2 separate regions of the Homo sapiens genome follow, and region 2 is linked to region 1. Evidence: read pairs that join two places in POLR2A ChIA-PET (ENCODE). Cell type or tissue: GM12878. All regions are shown on one strand. Links, peaks and the distances in the headings refer to the core of each region. The heading gives the core; the rest is flanking DNA. Region 1 holds the start of COA6 (cytochrome c oxidase assembly factor 6). Region 2 overlaps TBCE (tubulin folding cofactor E).

Region 1 (8,016 bases), core at 1-5,000:
AAACAAAACCATGCTTAGGGATTTTGATGAGGCAACTGAACCCAATCAGTTCTCAGTGGCAGCATAAGGCCACCCGCTCTTGAGGCTTATCTCACACTGTGTGATTTGATCCCTGCTGGGGCGGCAGCGTGGGCTCAGAAAGCCCGGCTGAGAACTGTGGTTCTGTCCCAGTCGCTTAGGGCAGCTCATTTATTCTCTCCGAGCCCGTTTCCCACCAGTAAAGCGGGGACAGCAGTGCCTAGTTTACAGGGTTACTGTTCGAACCTAAGCGCTGTAGAAACAGGTGTGTGGGGGCCACAATCACCAAGCAGGCGATTGGAGTGCCACCCCGTTTTGCACAAGAGGAACCCGCGGCTCGGGGACAGTAAGGGACCTCCCGGGCCCATAGTCCACGCGCGCCCCACCCGGACCCATCAGCAAGCCGACCTCTCTGCCCGCCCACGTCCGGCTTCCTTTCGATGTCGACGGGAGGAAACTGTCACGCAGGCCACCAACCGGCGGTGGAGGGCGCGGTGCCGAGTCCTGCCACTGCAGGGTCGCCCCGCTGGCTCAAGCTCTAGAAGCGTAGACCTCCCCAGCCGCAAAAAGCAACTCACGCGGCGAAACCGCGGACTCTTTTGACCCTTCCGAGCTACCATTTACTTTCCATAGAGGGGCGGGACTTCCTGTTTCGCTTTTATCTGTAAGACCGACTTCCGGCCTTCAAGGGCAAGAGGGGTATATACGTATATATCATCGCACGGTGTGTCCCGGAAGGCTTGATATGCTAGTCCCGCGGGACAAGGCGAGCCGAGGAGTTTGTGTGGAAGTTTGCATCTGAGAGTGCGAGAGCTGGACGGAGTGTTACAGAGCCGCGATGCCTTCTCGTTTTGTTTTGTTTTGTTTTTGATACAGTGTCTCGCTCTTCCGCCCAGTCTCGAGTGCAGTGGTGAGAACACGGCTTACTGCAGCCTCAAAATCCTGGACCCAAAAGATCCTCCCACCTCAGCCTGCCTCCCAGGTAGCTGGGACTACAGGCGCACAACACCATCGCTTCTTGGATTAAAAGAAAAGGATGAAACGGGCCCCAGAAAGAGGCGGTGACGTCCCAGAACCCATGGCAGGGGAGTTGGGAAAATAAATATTTGTATTGTTTTAATCTCCCTTGTGGCTTTTTTTAACCCCCGAAACAGCAAGGTATTTTTAAAAGGGATGAAGAGAGTTGCTTCAAATGTTTTGAGACGTTGTTATTTTTAATATGTGAGTGAATATCTTAGAAACAAAATGAACAAGAAATAAAAATTTTAGAAAATATATGAGTTAATCTCTCAGCAGAGTCTTTATTAAAAAGCATGTTTATGGTCAGTCATCTGGCACCCCGTTCTCTTAATAGATCCCATCTGCTCCATCATCTAGTTCTAAAACATTTATATAAGATGCAATTTACAATTTTGCACTCAGTGCAGTTTGATCCATTCCAAATTCAATATATGCAGACTTTTCCGGGTGGCGATGTGAGGCTACGTACCACCAAATATGTGTTCTGCAATATAGAAAGTATTTCCCCCATAGTTAATGCACTCTCATAGTGGAGTTACTTTAGCTTTACCAGAGCCACCCCCTTCTTTTACATCATGTCTATTGACGTCAGTTTACATATAGATATCTTTTAAATATGACTGATGGGATATAAAAGGAATGAAAGGAAAGAGTCTTAGATGACTTCTGAGTCTAAAAAGGAAATGTGTTTTAAATTTAAAATTTATAAGTACCTAATGAAAAATACATATGAAACAAAGTGAAGTGACAGAATTACAAAGAAAAAAAATGCCTGGTCATATTGGGTAATTTTAACAGGACTTTCTCACTAATCGTTAAGACTAGCAAGAGAAAAGTTAAGGATATAGGAAACGTGAATAACATGATGTAAAAATGACGCAATTAATATGTACAGAACAACACGACCAAAATCAGAATGTACAGTTTTTTGAAAGCAGACACATCACCACAGTCAACCACATACTTAGTTATAAAGCAACTCAAGAAATTTTGAAAATTGAAATAATTGTCATTTTTTACTACAGTGCATTTAAGATAGAAATCAATAAAGAACTGTAAAAACAAGCCTGAATAACACAGAGACAGAGTCAATGGTATTGAGAAAATATTTTGAACTGAACCATAAAATAACAATAGCAACACCTGTGGGATGAAACTGAAGCAGCACTTACAGGGACATTTATAGCCATAAGTAAGTGTATTAGAAGAGTCTGAAAAGTCTTGAGCTGAAAATCCCTTTTCAAGAAGTTAGAAAAAGGACAGCAAAATAAGACAGAAAATAGAAGGACAGAAATAATGTTAAGAGCAGAAATTAACGAAATGGAAAATAAAAGCAGTGGTGTACCAGAGCCAGCCTGTACTGGCATAGGAGAGCCAATTGTGCACACCTCTTGGCAACTCCATGATCAATAACATCAAATAAGTAGCTTGAAGTCACCCACGATGGGACTGTTTACACTATGGAACTCAACAAACAAGCCAGGATTTTGTTTTATGTTTGGAGCCAATTCAAATAAGTAGCTTGAAGTCAACCATGATGGGACTGTTTACACTATGGAAATCAACAAGCCAGGATTTTATGTTTGGAGCTAACTCACTAGCACACCACAGCATAGAATAGGTTGAAAGAAGCCAAAAGTTGATTTTTTTTGGAAAAGAAAAATTAAAATTGGCAAACATCTAATAGCTATAAAAGGAGGGATGTCAACAATCTTTATCAAGAATGGAAACTAGAAATACTATAGACATCAAAAAAGTTAGATAATCTTGTAAACAATTTAGTGCAAATAAGATTTAGATGACTGTACAAACTTCAAGAAAAACAACTCAAAAGTAGAGAAACTATTACATAATTTGAATGAGTAGTGAAGAATCTTCATACACACAAATCCCAGGTACGTGGCTCCACCAGTAAGTTCCTACAAACTTTGAAATCATTCCATTCTTACTGAATAAGGCTACCATAACTTTTGTACTAATTATAAAATCCCCAAACCTCTGAAACACCACACACTTTGGAACTCATTTGGTGAAAAATACGACTTAAAGTAACATGAGGCTCTTTATAGTTGTTATTATCACTTAGGTGACTGCATATGCTTTTCGGTAGAAATATTAATGTATTTCATTATGGGTACTGTCCCAGTTCTTGTTGAGAATATTATACAATATATGTTGTATGTTTCATACTACCCTTCTAATATTTAAAATAGTCTATATTTCAAACATCTGGCTCCAGGGATTTCAGGTGAGTTATGTGGACCTATATAAGAAAAAATCTTTATGACTTAGGTTAAGAGGAATTTTTAGCCATAAAGGAAAGTCTCAGTAATTATCAAATGATGTGGCCGGGTGCGGTGGCTCACGCCTGTAGTCCCAGCACTTTGGGAGGCTGAGGCAGACGGATCATGAGGTAAGGAGTTCGAGACCAGCCTGGCCAACATGGTGAAACCCCGTCTCTAATAAAGATACAAAAAATTAGCCGGATATGGTGGTGTGTGCCTGTAATCCCAGCTACTCAGGAGGCTGATGCAGGAGAATTGCTTGAACTCAGGAGGCGGAGGTTGCAGTGAGCTGAGATCATGCCATTGCACTCCAGCCTGGGTAACAGGGAGAGACTTCGTCAAAAAAAAAAAAAAAAAAAAAAAAAAAAAGATGTGTTACATACATAAAAATATTGGGCTACATAAAAGTAATGGACTTTTGTTTACCAAACAATACCATGAAGCAAGTGAAAAAGGATTAGTATCCAGAATATACAAATAACACAAATCAATAAGAAATAGACTTGCCCATTTTGAAAATGGGCAAAAAGCTTAAATAGGCACAGCACCAAATGCAAATGACTAATACATGAAAGGACCAACATTCCCATTAGTAACTATAGAAAGGAACATGAAAATAACAATGCAGTACTATTAGACACCCAGCAGATCAAAAAATAATTTAAAAGTCTGACAGAAACAAGTTTTAAGGAAGAAGCAAGGAATATCCTCATACACTGTGGTAGCATAAGTTGATACAATCAGGGAAAACAGTGTGGCATTATCTAGTAAGATTGAATTATCTAGTAAGATTGAAGATACACATTCACTGTGACTCAGCAACTCTACAGAATTTCCTGTACATATGCATTTTTTTAATAGCTGAAACCATTATGCAACTCAAACTTGTATCAACAATAGAATGGATAAATTATGGTATAGTCATACTGTGAAATATAATACAGCAACAAAGAGAAACAAACGATTATTTACAATAACATGGTGAATTGCCATACTGAGACAACCAATGAATACAGAATATTTCCACTTACATAAAGTTCAAAAACGGGCAGAACTCTACTATATTGTTTAAAATAACAGTCATAAGTAGTAAAACTATACAGAAAAGCTAAGAAATGATTATCACAAATGTTCCTCTCTAGGGTAAGAAAGGAGATATGATCAGGGAGGGGCACATGGTGGGGCTCCTGGGATGCGGAGAATGTTTTATTTATGGACCTGAGTGTTCGCTTTATAATTATTCTTTAAATAAACTGTACATATATGTTTTATTCACTTTTCCATAGGAATGTATATCTCACAATTTCTAAACAAATAAAATGAGTAATTGACCTGAGGAAGGTCATCTTTAATAAATTTGATTTACAGAAAGGTAAAAATAGTGGTCACACAGAATATTTGTAGTGTTATTACTAAATTTTTAATGAATTTAGTATCTTAAGTGCTCTTCGAGGTCAAAAGTTAGTGGTCTCTAGTGCTAAATGCCACCGTGCACCTAAGCAATTCCTAGTGGTCTGTGGTAAGCTTAAGGGATAGACAAGGAAGATATTACCAGAGAGATGTAGTGAGTTGCAATAACATTCCCCACCTTACCCCTGAAGAAGTCTAGTTCGCCAGTTGGGAAATGCTGGTTTTACTAACAGAGCAAAAACAAACTAGAAGAGAGGAATTTTGTGGTGTCAATAAGAAAAAGAAAATTAACACAGGATAACAATTGCAAAGACCATTTCACCTTACAAAATCTTAAAGATTAAAATGGAACAATGTGGGTGCCATAAAATGATTTCAAGTGTGCTGTTTTGACACAAAGAGGGTGTAATCACCCAGCCTATGTTTGGAGGAGAGAGGAGGCGAGGAGGAGTCAGTGTGAAGAGGTGGAAGACGTGTTGTGCTGGGTTGCCATCCAGAGGAAATTTTGAGTGGGTGCTCTCTAGTCGGAACGAAGTAGATCCCCAAACCACTGGTGGGCAGGGCCAGACAGACCCAGTCGCACTGAAAATGTATGTGTTGTTTTTCTGTTGCTGCCCACAGACTTTTATTTATAATCTGTACTGTTACAAAGCAGTTATCACAGACACCTACTCACGGGCACAGACCGGAGAACGATTCCCTTGACTTCAGTGTTGCTACAGCGATCTTCTGAATTTCTTCTAGATCTCTGTGCTGTCTCCTTGCCTTCCTCAACCCCCTTAACTATAGGTATACGCCAAGATGCTGTCCCTTCATTTCTCTCTCTCTCTTGCTCTCCTCTCTCTCTCTCTGCATTGTTTTAGTTGGTGAGTCAATTCACTCTGATAGTTTCAGTTAGCACTTCTGTCACAAAGACTTGCAAGACTATGTTTTGGTCCTTAAAAGAACCTTTGTGACAGTTTTCTTGTTCCACATCCCTATTGGATATCTTCACTTGTTTATCTTTCCATCATTCCAAGACGTTCAGAACTGGACTCGATATTTTCTCTCTAGAAGCGCTGCTCTTCTTAAGCTGTTCTTTTTCATCAGTTCCACAAGTCCTTTGTCTTCCCGTTAGAAGCCTTCCAGTTCTCTTTTATGCTCCCTGCTCTGTATTTACATAGCCAATCCATTTCACAGACATTATGCATCTGTGCAGTGCCAGCCTCCATGGTTGGCCTTGGGGATAAAGACAAATAAGAGGCCAGTGGCCCATGCCTGTAATCCCAGTACTTTGGGAGGCCGAGGCGGGTGGATCATGAGGTCAGGAGATTGAGACCATCCTGGTTAACAGGGTGAAACCCCGTCTCTACTAAAAATACAAAAAATTAGCCAGGCGTGGTGGCGGGTGCCTGTAGTCCCAGCTACTCAGGAGGTTAAGGCAGGAGAATGGCATGAACCCGGGAGGCGGAGGTTGCAGTGAGCTGAGATCGTGCCACTGCAGTCCAGCCTGGGCAACAGAGCGAGACTCCGTCTCAAAAAAGACAAATAAGGTAGGTCTCAGCCTTTGAGAAGCTCAGTCTAGTGGAGGACATGGACCATATTATCCTCTAATAAAGGGCAATAAGAGCTATGATAGAGGCAGGCATCCAATGCAATGGGTGTCCAGAACAGGAGTTTGCCAAGAGACCTCAAAAAGGGGAACACAGGTGGTATTAGAAACAGCACAGTGGAATGGAGAAGAGTATTGTGTTCAGAGGCAGACTACACTTGAATTCTATTTCCTCCAGTGTCAAGCTGTGCAACCTTGGTCAGGTTACTGAATCTTTGTATACATTGGTTCCCTCGACTGAAAATGTGGGTGGTAATATAGACCTTAGGTTTCTTGTGAAAGTTAAATGAAACAAGCCATGCAAAGCACTTAGAAGAGTGTCTAGCACATTAAAAAATTTCATTCATTCAACATACACACATATATATATATAGAGAGAGAGAGAGAGAGAGACAGAGAGAGAGAGAGCACTTACTATGTGCTGTTTTAGGGGCTTAGGAGACATCAGAGAACATATAGATAAAAATTCCTACCCTCATGGAATGTGCATTTTAGCAGGGAGACAATAAGCAATAGACATAACAAATAAAGTATATGTAGTATGTTAGGTAAGTGTTATAGGAAAAAGAAAAAAGAAAATGTTAATTATTAATATTACTGTATTATAGAAGTCACTTTATCTTAGACTTAAAGGAAGAGAAGTCTTATAAACAGAAAAATGTTTCATCTCATCTAAGATGCATTCATCATAAGTTGCACTCTTCTCCTTCTCCTTCTCCTTCTTCTTCTTTTTGAGACAGAGTGTCACTCTGTCCCCCAGGCTGGAGTGCAGTGGCCCGATCTCAGCTCACTGCAACCTCTTCCTCCCGGGTTCAAGTCATTCTCCTGCCCAGCCTCCCGAGTAGCTGGGACTACAGGCGCGTATCACCACGCCGGGCTAATTTTTTGAATTTTTAGTAGAGACGGGGTTTCACCGTGTTAGCCAGGATGGTCTTGATCTCCTGACCTTGTGATTCGCCCGCCTCGGCCTCCCAAAGTGCTGGGATTACAGGCGTGAGCCACCGCACCCGGCCTGCACCATTATTTTATATACGACTAAGAAAAGAAAAAACATTGCCAAATTGAGTATAACACAATGCTTTTTATTACCGAGGATTTTTCTTTTTGTTTTTGAGACAGAGTCTTGCTTTGTTGCCCAGGCTGGAGTGCAGTGGCATGATCTCAGCTCACTGCAACCTCCGCCTCCCGGATTCAAGCTATTCTCATGCCTCAGCCTCCCAGGTAGCTGGGATTACAGGTGCCCACTACCACACCCAGCTAATTTTTGTATTTTTAGTAGAGGTGGGGTTTCTCCATGTTGGCCAGACTGGTCTCGAATTCCTGACCTCGAGTGATCCACCTGCCTCAGCTTCCCGAAATGCTGGGATTACAGATGTGAGCCCAGCCCTACCTAAGATTTTTATCTTAAACATTAAAACCTATTTAGACATATTTAGGCATGGATTATTTTCATTGTATTATACTTTTAAATACATTAAAATGAAAATAAAAGCAGAAATTGATTAAGGTATTCCTAAAACTTCTTTATATTTACTCCTCTAAATCACTTTTTGATTCAGTCAGAAATGTCTTCCCTTCCCTTCCAGGCAAAGCAAGCAGTAATACGAATGTCCAGAGATAGGGCAGAACCAGTCTCTTGACAACAGTGAACAGCTTACTATCCCTGGAACATAGGGTGCAGGATGGGGGTTT
Region 2 (11,032 bases), core at 3,618-8,617, 1.1 Mb before region 1:
ATGAGGTCTCAAGCAGTCTTCCTGCCTTGGCCTCCCAAAGTGCTGGGATTATAGGCGTGAGCCACCACACCTGGCCTGCTGGGGCAAATTAATATAATTTGGGACTCATCCTGTGAGTAGAGAGCAGAGGTAAATGAGGGTTGGAAATCTGGGTGTGTCGAATACTAGGTTAAGTTTAGGCAGCTGTAGTAAGAAAAAGAACCTCCTTTTAATTTGGGGCCGCAAATGAGAGTTGCAATTGTAGGTGAGGCTGAGATGAGGAATGGGCATGGAAGTCCCGAGGGTGGGAAGTCAGGGCTAAGAGTCAGCCCCGGATACTCTTTAGAGCAAGATATTTCCTAGGCGTGGAAGTATCTTAGCCTCTCCCTTAGTCTCCGCTGCCGCTATTGTTGGCTGCCACCTTCTCTCCCTGGATCGCTGCAGTAACCTTCAACAGGACTCTGATCTGGGACCTGCGTCCCCATAGCTGGCATCACCCATCTCCACACTACAAATGAGTTTCATTATTTCTTCCTCATTATTTCAGTTATCAGTGACCTAAATATTCTTTATCATGAAATTTCTAATTAGCAAATATTATGTATGCCTTCTGCTGTTAATTGGAAATAAACTTTAGAAACATGGGGTGATGCTATTTGGTGTGGACCCATTATTGTTAAATTCACCATTCTTGGACCTAATGAAATTCTAAATTTATTTTATTGAGATTTCTGACATATGACTGGCACCCTAGCAAAACTGCATTTTTAAACAGATGTACAGGGACTGTCAATGTGAAATGAAGGAGTCAATTTTGTCTTTAGTCATGATTATATATTTTACGTCTAGATAATGAAGTCACTATCCTTTGCCTTCCAGAAGGTCATTTATAATGGTTTAATTGCTAGAAGTTGTTTCCAAGGGAAAATATGTTTCAATGTAATAAGTCAGGTTTTTTTAAGCCATAAAATATTTTGAGTGTAATATAAATAGCATCGGATGCATCTTGTACAATAGCGTTCTGTGTGAGAGGCCCAGATGTAACACCTAATTCATTATGCTGGGCCTTTGTTATTAAGAACACACGGGGCAAGGTTCAGGCGTTTAATAGATTTGGCAGCAGGAGTTGAATGATGCCTAAGAAGCATTTGTTTGAACATATGTTCCATTTAAGCCAGATATTTTCCTTCAATATGCTCTTTCTTTGCCTTTTAAAATCAGGTTAGTACTTCTCTGTGTTATGCCATTTAGTAAAGACCAAGTGATGGCCTTAGTTGATAGCAGCAAAATTTTGTTAGAGCAAATGTTCTCAACATTTGAGGAATAAGAAATTTAGATAATGACAGGTACAGTTTTGAATGAAAGTGTTAGTGACGCCACTGCATTGGTGTTTGTTTGTTTGGTCGCACTGACTTTCTTATCCCTTTTGTGTCAACAGGACTGTGGAAACAACGAGCTTCAATTTGTTGCTGAAGACAGATGATGACTGTTACATAGACCTCGAAGCTGTATTTAATAGGATTGTCCAAAAGAATCTGGATGGGCCTAATTTTTGGTGGGGAAAGTAAGTTAACCATTCTTAGCCCATTGGCATTCGTGTACCTGATCAAATGTAATTAATAAAGCATAAAATATCTTTTTTTTTTGAAAATGTGGTTGAGATATACAATTTCGTACTAGACTCCTGGGTTTATATATATTTCATTACTCTAGGTCAGTCATGCTGGCTCACATCTGTCATCCCAGAGTTTTGGGAAGGCTGAGGTGGGAGGATCCTTTGAGGCCAAGAGTTCAAAACTAGCCTGGGCAACGTTGCAAGACCCTGTCCCTACAAAAAATTAAAAAGGTGATGTGAGCCTGTAGCCCTTAGCTACTTGAGAGGCTGAGGCAGGGAGACTGCTTGAGCCCAGGAGTTGGAGGCTGCAGTGAGCTATGATTTTGCAACTGCACTCCAGCCTGGGCAACAGAGGGAGACCCTGTCTTAATAATAATAATAAATTTTATATTACTGTACAATTGGAGGAAATTATTTTTTAAATGAAAAGCCTCAGGCTAATGTAGTAAAGGAGGGAAAACAATATGGCTTTTATTCTTATGCCAAAGAAATAAATGGTATTCACATTAGAAGCTACTGTATATTTTGTTAGAGTACGTTTGTGACACGTCTCTGAAACCATTTTCTGTGCTTCCTCAGGAATACAATATGGATTAGTGATTTGGTTTTTTGTTTTCATATATACTAAAACACAGGGTGATCTTCTAGTGCTTTTCATTCAGAAACTCTACAAATGCAACTTTGAGAAAATTTAACATAACCAATCTTTTATCTAAAACAACACTGGATAAATGATAATTCCTTTCCTTAGATTAAGAAAATTTTTTTCTGGAAGGGCAGTGGCTCACGCCTGTAATCCCAGCACTTTGGGAGGCTGAGGAGGGTGGATCACCCAAAGTCAGGAGTTCAAGACCAGCCTGGACAACATGGCAAAACCCTGTCTCTACTAAAAATATAAAAAATTAGCTGGTCATGATGGTGTGCGCCTGTAATCCCAGCTACTCGGGAGGCTGAGGCAGGAGAATTGCTTGAACCCAGGAGGCAGAGGTTGCAGTGAGCCGAGATGGCACCACTACACTCCAGCCTGAGCAACAAGAGCAAAACTCCATCTCAAAAAAAAAGAAATTTTCTTATTTTCTTTCCTCACTTCTACAAGCTTATTCCTTTGTAGTGATGATAAAGGAGTCAAGTTTTAATAGTGGCAGGATATGTGTCAGACTAACACAAGAGGCCACATTATTTTTCATCTCAGTTTCAGACTGAATTGGGCAGTTGACCGAACCGGAAAGTGGCAGGAGTTGGAGTACCCGAGCCCCGCTTACCCTGCCTTTGCATGTGGGTCAGGATATGTGATCTCCAAGGACATCGTCAAGTGGCTGGCAAGCAACTCGGGGAGGTTAAAGACCTATCAGGTAATTAAGAATTTCTTAGCTTGGCGTGGTGGCTCTTGCCAGTAATCACAACACTTTGGGAGGCTAAGGCGGGTAGATCACTTGAGCCCAGGAATTCAAGACCAGCCTGGGTAACATAGCAAGACCCCATCTCTATAATAAAAAATAAAATAAAAACAAAAAATTAAGGATTTCCCACCTACGTATACACTCATCACACCAAGTTTCATCTCACTCGGCATCCCATCATGGAAAGCAGAACCCACTTACCTTGGGGAAAAGCACGTTATTCTCTGTATAGGAATCACCTCTCAAAGGTTAAGGATGCACCCCTACATCCCTCAAATCTTGCCTTTAAATTCTATTCCTAAATCTTTTTTGAGCCTACTTATTATGTTTTCAGCTAGTATTTACAGGTGTCATCCCTGGAGGCTGGGCACTGTGGCTCATGCCTGTAATTGTAGCACTTTCGGACGCCAAGGCAGGCAGATCACGTGAGGTTAGGAGTTCAAAACCAGCCTGGCCAACATGGCAAAACCCTATCTCTACTAAAAATACAAAAAATTAGCTGGGCGCACACCTATATTCCCAACTACTTGGGAGGCTGAGGAGGAGAATCATGTGAACCCGGAGGCGGAGTTTGCAGTGAGCTGAGATTGCGCCACTGCATGCCAGCCTGGGCGACAGAGGGACACTCTGTCTCAAAAAAAAAAAAAGTATAGTCCCTGGAGGAATAGAAAGATTTTTATTCCTAAGGAGGAAGCCCTAAGTGCTTCCTGGAAGCTTAAGGTACATGAGAAGGATGGGTCGTCTGCTCGCGGTTTCATCTTATTACCTTGTGGCAGGGGTGCTTCATATTAAAGACCACTAGCTTTGACTTCATGTGAACCCATTTTTGCTATTTCATATTAGAATAATAACAGAGCAAAAAAGTAGAAAGGTGGTTTATGATGGGAGTGGCTATGGTTTTGTCTTTACAAATAAAATAGCATTAAAATTTTTACATTTAAACTTTATGGGCCATGTATAGGGTGAAGATGTAAGCATGGGCATCTGGATGGCTGCCATAGGACCTAAAAGATACCAGGTAAGTCTTTGGGGATGGCCTCAGGGTTCTTAAGAGTTGAGGAGGTGGATTTCTATATACAGGTTGAGTGTTCTTTATCCAAAATGCCTGGGACCAGAAGTATTTAGGATTTCAGATTTTTTTGGATTTTAGAATAATTGCATTATACTTAGAAGTTGCACATTCCAAATCTGAAAATCTGAAATGCTTCAGTGAGCATTTCCTTTGAGTGTCATGTTGGCTCTCAAAAAGTTTTGGGCTGGGCATAGTGGCACATGCCTGTAATCCCAACACTTTGGGAGGCCAAGGTGGGTGTATCACTTGAGCCCAGGAGTTCAAGACCAGCCTGGGCAACATGGTGAAACCCCCCGTCTCTACAAAAACTACAAAAAAATTAGCTGGGCATGGCAGCGCCTGCCTGTGGTCCCAGCTACTCAGGAGGCTAAGGTAGGAGGATCAACTTGAGCCTGGGAGGTCGAGGGTGCAGGGAGCTGTGAATGCACCACTGCACTCCCACCTGGGCAACAGAGTGAGAGAGACCCTGTCTCAAAAAAAAAAAAAAAGTTTTGGATTTTGGAGCATTTTGGATTTCAAATTTTCAGATTTGGAATGCTCAACCTGTAATGTTTATCACACCATGGGCAGAAAGAATGAGGATCTTCTACCATAATAGTTATGCTGTTGCTTTAATTCACAATAATCCACTAGGTTATTTCTCATACAGTATTTTTCTGAGTTTAAAGCAAAAGGTTATAAATCAACGTTCCCCTGCCTACAAAAAAACTCAGTTTCCATAGATTTGATCAGAAATTATTTGCAGCTTTAAAACTTAACAACAGAAGGCCGAGGCGGGCAGATCATGAGGTCAGGAGATGGAGACCATCCTGGCTAACACGGTGAAACCCCATCTCTACTAAAAATACAAAAAAAATTAGCCAGGCATAGTGGCGGGCGCCTGTGGTCCCAGCTACTCAGAAGGCTGAGGCAGGAGAATGGCATGAACCCGGGGGGCAGAGCTTGCAGTGAGCCAAGATCACACCACTGTACTCCAGCCTGGGCGACAGAGCGAGACTCCGTCTCAAAAAAAAAAACTGAACGACAGAATCCACTGATTGAGTGTGGCAGTCTAAGGATCCTTCAACCCTTCTGACCGATAAAAATAAGACACTGCATGAAATATAAGACATCATTTAAAACACAGTATTGCTGAACCAGAAAAAAAAATGAATCTGCAGAGACCAAAATGGAAACTAGAGCCCTGGGAAGAAATCAAGCACAAAGCTGGCTTTAGCTTCAGAGATTTCTGTTCTGGATTCTTGCAGCTTCCACTTTGGCCATCGAAGGTGCAGGGGACAGAAGGCACATGCAGTGTCTGTCAGTTAGAAGCCCTGCATAGAGCTGGGGTCCCAGAGCAGCTCTCAGTCCAGGACAAGAAATCAACCCACATCTACATGGTCCACTTTGATAGTCTGATTCCTTTGCTGTACTTTGTCTCATCTTTGAATATAATTCTTTTTTGTATCTGGTAATTCTGGGATCTGTAGTCTTTGCTGGGTCTGATTTTGCAGTTTGTTGTTTCTACAACTGTTGTTCATGGCGCTTGTTTTCTGATGCGGTCTTTTTTTTTTTTTTTTTTTTGTGACCATCTCATGTCTTTGGAAACTGAGTCCTCTATTTAAAATGCATTCCTACAGAGAGGATTTACATATTTACATTTTTTTCTGCCATGCATCTAGGAATACTACCATCTATGAATACTTCAGATTTTTGGCTTGGAACTGTTGGGCTTACACAGACTGACTACCAGCCCCAGACCTACCTAAGTGCAAGCTGTGGGTAGGCACTGAGGGGAGAGAGACTCCTTTCCATCCCACTGAGGGGCAAGACTGAGACAGACAAGCTGAGTGTGTTTTGTTTTATCACCCCTGAGGCTGTGGCCCCTCAGAGATCCTAGCTCTGTGTCAGTCTCCCATTAGTCTCCTGACCCTGGGCTTGGCCTTCCAAACCCAAGGATCAGCAGCTGCCTTCAAGGCACAGGCTGACTCAGTGCTTTCTCCTACCCTGTTTCTTCTTTGATCACGGAGTTGAGCCATGCTTTATAAAGGTTTTTAATTTTATCCAACATTTTTGTGTTGTCAAAACATTGAATGAGTTTCTCTCTGTGTTCTGCTACATTGCTGGAAATAGAAACCAATTCACGTAGCTAGGAAATAGTCTAGTGGTTAAGAACTTGAGCTTGGGAGTCTTTAATCCCTCCTCTTCATTTACCAGCCCTGTGACCTGGAACAAGTTTTTTAACTCTTCGTTTGTTCCTCAATTGTTAAGAGGGAAATAGTTCCTACCTCACAGCATTACTGTGAGATTTAAGTGAGATATTTACAAAGCACTTGGTACAGTCCCTGCAATATTGTAAGCATTCCATCAGAATAATAGCTGTTACTAATACTGCCATAGACACACCTTTACTAGCAAACATGAAACTCACTTGTGGTTTCTAAAATCGTTCATTACGGAATGGCATTTGTTGACTAACTCTTCATCCACACACCGCCTTGTTTCTGTATTCCACAGCCACAGGACTGTGGGACCTGGTGCTTTCCCAAATCAGGAGGTGCCACCCCCAAACCTCACCAGTTGTTCCACACACGGAGTTATCCTTGAAATAATTTCAGCATCATTAGAATACATAAAAGCTGTCTACGTGCATACTTTCTGATGCTCTTAAAACAGTTTCACCACTCTCAGATCGGCTTTGGTTGTTTCTCAACAGGACAGTCTGTGGCTGTGTGAGAAGACCTGTGAGACAGGAATGCTGTCTTCTCCTCAGTATTCTCCGTGGGAACTGACGGAACTGTGGAAACTGAAGGAACGGTGCGGTGATCCTTGTCGATGTCAAGCAAGATAACAGGGACTTGAATTAGCAGAGTCTAAAATCAGGGCAGGCAAACGATAATCTGAGTGCAAGTCTGAGGAGTCCCAGGGTTTAGCAGTAGACTGTATGGTCTTTCAAGAGAGTTCCAGACTGGCACTTTCACCCAGAACCAATGCGGTGTTTCTTAATGTTTGCACAAATTTCCTTAAAAATCAACTTGTACTGTAGCATAAGAAAAGTTTTTATTTATCTATTGGAAGATTATCAGAAAAATACCAAGTTATTTTATAAAAGAAAAAATATTTCTAAATCCTGATGCATTGTGGCTAATTAGTAATTCACCATTACCTATAGTTTTTGGTTAAAACTTGGCCTAGTTCAGAAATCTGTAGTAGTAACTGAGAGTTTGAATTTCAACCTGGATTGCAGGATAGCTCTGTAGAGCTAATTAGGATAATTATCAGACAAAAAGGAACTCACAGGAATGCTGTGTGATCATGTGATCACATATTTGAGCAGTGGTCACTTATACCAAAGTTTGGGGTTTCTGGAAATAATGTCAGATTTTGTGGATCTCTGAAGTGGGCAACTTGAACTAACTTGAAGAGGAACCAATATGATTCTCAGTTCTGAACCTTGGTTTTAAAGAAGTTCATTTATATGGTAGACTAATACCCAAATTTTCTTTCTGCCATCTAACATAAATCCTGAAGGTCACAGTTTAGTACTCATAGTTTTTAAATGCTAAAGTTGTGTGAGTATGAATAAAAGCAAATACCTCTCAGGGTTTTAGTGCCATCGGGAAGGATATTTCTAAATTTTGTTGACATTTTGAAAGAATTAGTTTTGCTTTCCTCCTATCATTGCCTAATGTTTACCTAATATGAGTACATTTCAATCAAAGCTGGTTATCACAGAAGAAGATATACTCAGCTTAGGTATAATTGTAGGGAAAAGCATGTGATTAATTTAAGTACTCTTAGAAATAGTGCAACTGAGAAGACAGATAATAGCATATTGTTATACATAGTAGAGGATGTCTCCCCAAGTTTAAGGGACATTTCCCAAAATGACCAACCAAATCATTTCTAGTAACCCTTTAAAATAGTAGTTTCAATAGAGAATTCCATTAAAACTAGTCTTATGACAGATATTAACTGTGTTCAGATTTTATTAGGCTAGCTAGTTTCTTTCTATTTAATATTTAAATCTTATCATGAAATGCAGTGATGAGCTGTAAAAATAAATATGAAATAAGATCAGAAAATCATTAGTAGGTTCAAAGCCTTTATTATTGCTATTATGTATAAGCCTAGAAATGGTCACTTCCCAACAAAAAATACATCCCTTGTTATACTTAGGACAAGTTGTAAACCCCCTTTGTTTTGACAGTAGAATTGTTCCAGTGAATCATTTATTTCCGGTGAACCCCAGACACGATAAGCAGTGTGGTCTTTAAATTTTATTAGTTGGTTGTCACCATCGCACTAATAGACAATCTCCATTTTCCACAGAATAAAACTGTAATGACTTTAGGTCATTTTCCAGCTCGATTTCTCTGCCCGGCTTCTAAAATTAGAACGAAGGTGGGGAAGGATGTGATTAAGACAGATCCGATAAAGCATGCTACACATACTCTTCCCCCACCCCGTCCCCAGGCAGTAGCTTACCCTTAAAATCAAACAAACAGACCCATGGTCTCCATTTAGAATCAAACTGTTGCTATCTAGAGACAGTTTAATGTCATAATACGAGGACTAAGCTTGACTTTGACTTTGTATTTTGCTGGGCAACTTACTTTGGGACTTTCATAGGACAACAGAAGGTCTGACACAGGAACTTTGAGAAGACGTGACAGCAATCCCTTCACCTTTTGAATTGTCATGGAGCCTATCAAAAGACAAGAAAAGTCCATTCGTTCTCTCAAATGACAGTTACCTGTAAAACTAGCTCATGTGATGAGACCACAGTATCATTGCAATGATAGCTGTATCTGTCTTTTTTTTTTTTTTTTTTTTGAGACTGACTTACTTACTTACTTAAGTAAGTCTTGCTCTGTCGCCCAGGCTGGAGTGCAATGGTGTAATCTCGGCTCACTGCAACCTCCGCTTCCCGGGTTCAAACAATTCTCCTGCCTCAGCCTCCTGAGTAGCTGGTGCCCATCACCACACCCAGCTAACTTTTGTATTTTTAGTAGAGACGGGGTTTCACCATGTTGGCCAGGCTGGTCTTGAACTCCTGACCTCGTGATCCGCCCGCCCTGGCCCCCCAAAGTGCTGGGATTACAAGCATGAGCCCAGCGCCTGGCTGTATCTTTCATTTTACCCAAGTCACTTTACCCAAGTAAGTAATTAGGGGAAAGCCTGAGTCTTGTACCACCTGTTCATTTGGGGAACTGTGGGAAACGGAGCCAACGGACCTAAGTGCCCTTTGACAGTGAGTTTCATACCATTTCAGTAGTGTATTTCTTTCTTAATCTGAATAAACCAGAATGATACTCTCAGCACAGAAGAATAAAGGGAGCGAGTCATTAACGTTTTCTTTTTAAACCTTTATGATGACTTCCTTATGAATTACTGAACGAACACTGGAATGGGACTCAGGTATCCTGAGGACATCTCTCAACTCTGGCCTTAGTTCCCCCTCTGTAAAATTAGGGTGCCAACTAAATGATCTACAAGGTCCCTTCCAGCGCCGCCATTCTGTAATTACATCATGTGTAACTGTATTAAACATACACAAGTGACTGCCAGGCATGGGAATGTAACTTCCGAGTAAATGCTTTGGTTTGTTCAGAATACACTATGAACTTCTTTCCAAAGACGGGTTGTGGTAAATAGTGGATATTTTGATTATAAGAAATAGAGTTTCCTTGAAGCTTTAGCTGGAGATACAGCAATAGTGTGGTGTTCCTACAAATATCACAGTGTATTCAAACATATTTTTCTATCAAAAATCATTTTTGTAAAAGCTGTGTGTTTTTATCCAACTTGTGATAATAAATGTTCTTTATTTTAGAATAAAAACTGGCCTTTTTGTATGTATTGAATACAGTTAATAGAATTTATAATTTTAATTAACAATTTGCTCTTTCATGTGTGAATATGTGATAGTCTAGTCCTTTCAAAAGATTGAGACGGACTGGCTTTCATTGTTTGAAGGCTGGTGAGAGAAGGGGTTACCTGCTGCACACCAGTGGGGAGTGACATACTCCTAACACATGCCAGAAACAAAAAGTTTGGTCATAAAACAGTTCTAATAAGAAATCTGCCTGGCCTGCTCACACCTGTAACCCCAGCACTTTGGGAGGCAGAGGGATCAGAGCCCAGGAATTTGAGACCAGCCTGGGCAACATGAGGATACCCCATCTCTACAAAAAATAAAAAATTAGCCAAGCATAGCGATGTACGCCTCTAGTCCCAGCTACTTGGGAGGATCACTTGAGCCCAGGAGGTCAAGGCTACAGTGAGCCATGATCGCGCCACTGTACTCCATCCAGCCTGGGTAACAAAGTGAGAACCTGTCTCAAAAAAAAAAAAAAAACCTGCCTACTCATACCGGTTCTATAGAAGAAAGTAGCAATCTCTATGTAATAAATAGCATTACCATTTTTAATATAGTAACATGACTGTCTTAACATTCAGAAAATATGGAAATAGCTGATTATTTCTTTTTACCTGCCTATGACCAGTGTTAAAAATTTGAGAGGTATACCTCTAGGCCTTTTTTTTTCTGTGTTCATATAAGGATGTATAGGTTTTAAGCCAGGCGCAGTGGCTCACGCCTGTAATCCCAACACTTTGGGAGGCCGAGGCGGGCGGATCATCTGAGGTCAGGAGTTTGAGACCAGCCTGGCCAACATGGAGAAACCCCGTCTCTACTAAAAATACAAAAATTAGCCAGGCATGGTGGCGGGCACCTGTTATCCCAGCTACTTGGGAAGCTGAGGCCGGGAGAGTTGCTTGAACCCGGAAGGCAGAGTTTGCAGTGAGCCGAGATCATGCCACTGCACTCTAGCCTGGGTGACAGAATGAGACTCCGTCTCAAAAAAAAAAGGATGTATAGGTTTTATAATATATTGACGTACTACATTTGTATTTCTTTATGACATGATGGTATAGCTTTTCATGCCAATTCCATGCCATGTCCTCTAGCCATACACTGCCCAG

What was found. ChIA-PET counts read pairs that join two places held together with the same protein. Peaks named below come from ENCODE experiments on the same cell type or tissue, not always from the same donor. Only the 100,000 strongest peaks of a DNase experiment are listed, where the experiment ranks them.
Region 2: POLR2A ChIA-PET joins it to region 1 with 5 read pairs; 2 of 35 experiments call an interaction of 5 or more read pairs at or near these places.

The regions. Positions count from the first base shown.
Region 1 is chr1:234,366,089-234,374,104 of GRCh38, reverse strand. It overlaps COA6 (cytochrome c oxidase assembly factor 6), which reads right to left and starts at 649. Exons shown (of 3, transcript NM_001206641.3): 1 at 427-649. The coding sequence starts at 638. It overlaps COA6-AS1 (COA6 antisense RNA 1), which reads left to right and starts at 512. Exons shown (of 2, transcript NR_125961.1): 1 at 512-682; 2 at 895-1,298. RefSeq lists enhancers at 266-815, 637-1,461. In GM12878, for the core only: no CTCF peak of the experiment used is centred there; a DNase peak (open chromatin) is centred at 664; H3K4me3 peaks cover 1,785 bases; H3K27ac peaks cover 1,555 bases.
Region 2 is chr1:235,446,070-235,457,101 of GRCh38, reverse strand. It overlaps TBCE (tubulin folding cofactor E), which reads right to left. Exons shown (of 17, transcript NM_003193.5): 16 at 8,662-8,753; 17 at 4,659-8,432. The coding sequence ends at 8,340. B3GALNT2 (beta-1,3-N-acetylgalactosaminyltransferase 2) reads left to right here. Exons shown (of 12, transcript NM_152490.5): 9 at 1,418-1,543; 10 at 2,787-2,946; 11 at 3,956-4,012; 12 at 6,762-9,912. The coding sequence ends at 6,896. Among named protein-coding and RNA genes, the nearest start is that of B3GALNT2, 53 kb to the left of the region's middle. In GM12878, for the core only: no CTCF peak of the experiment used is centred there; no DNase peak of the experiment used is centred there.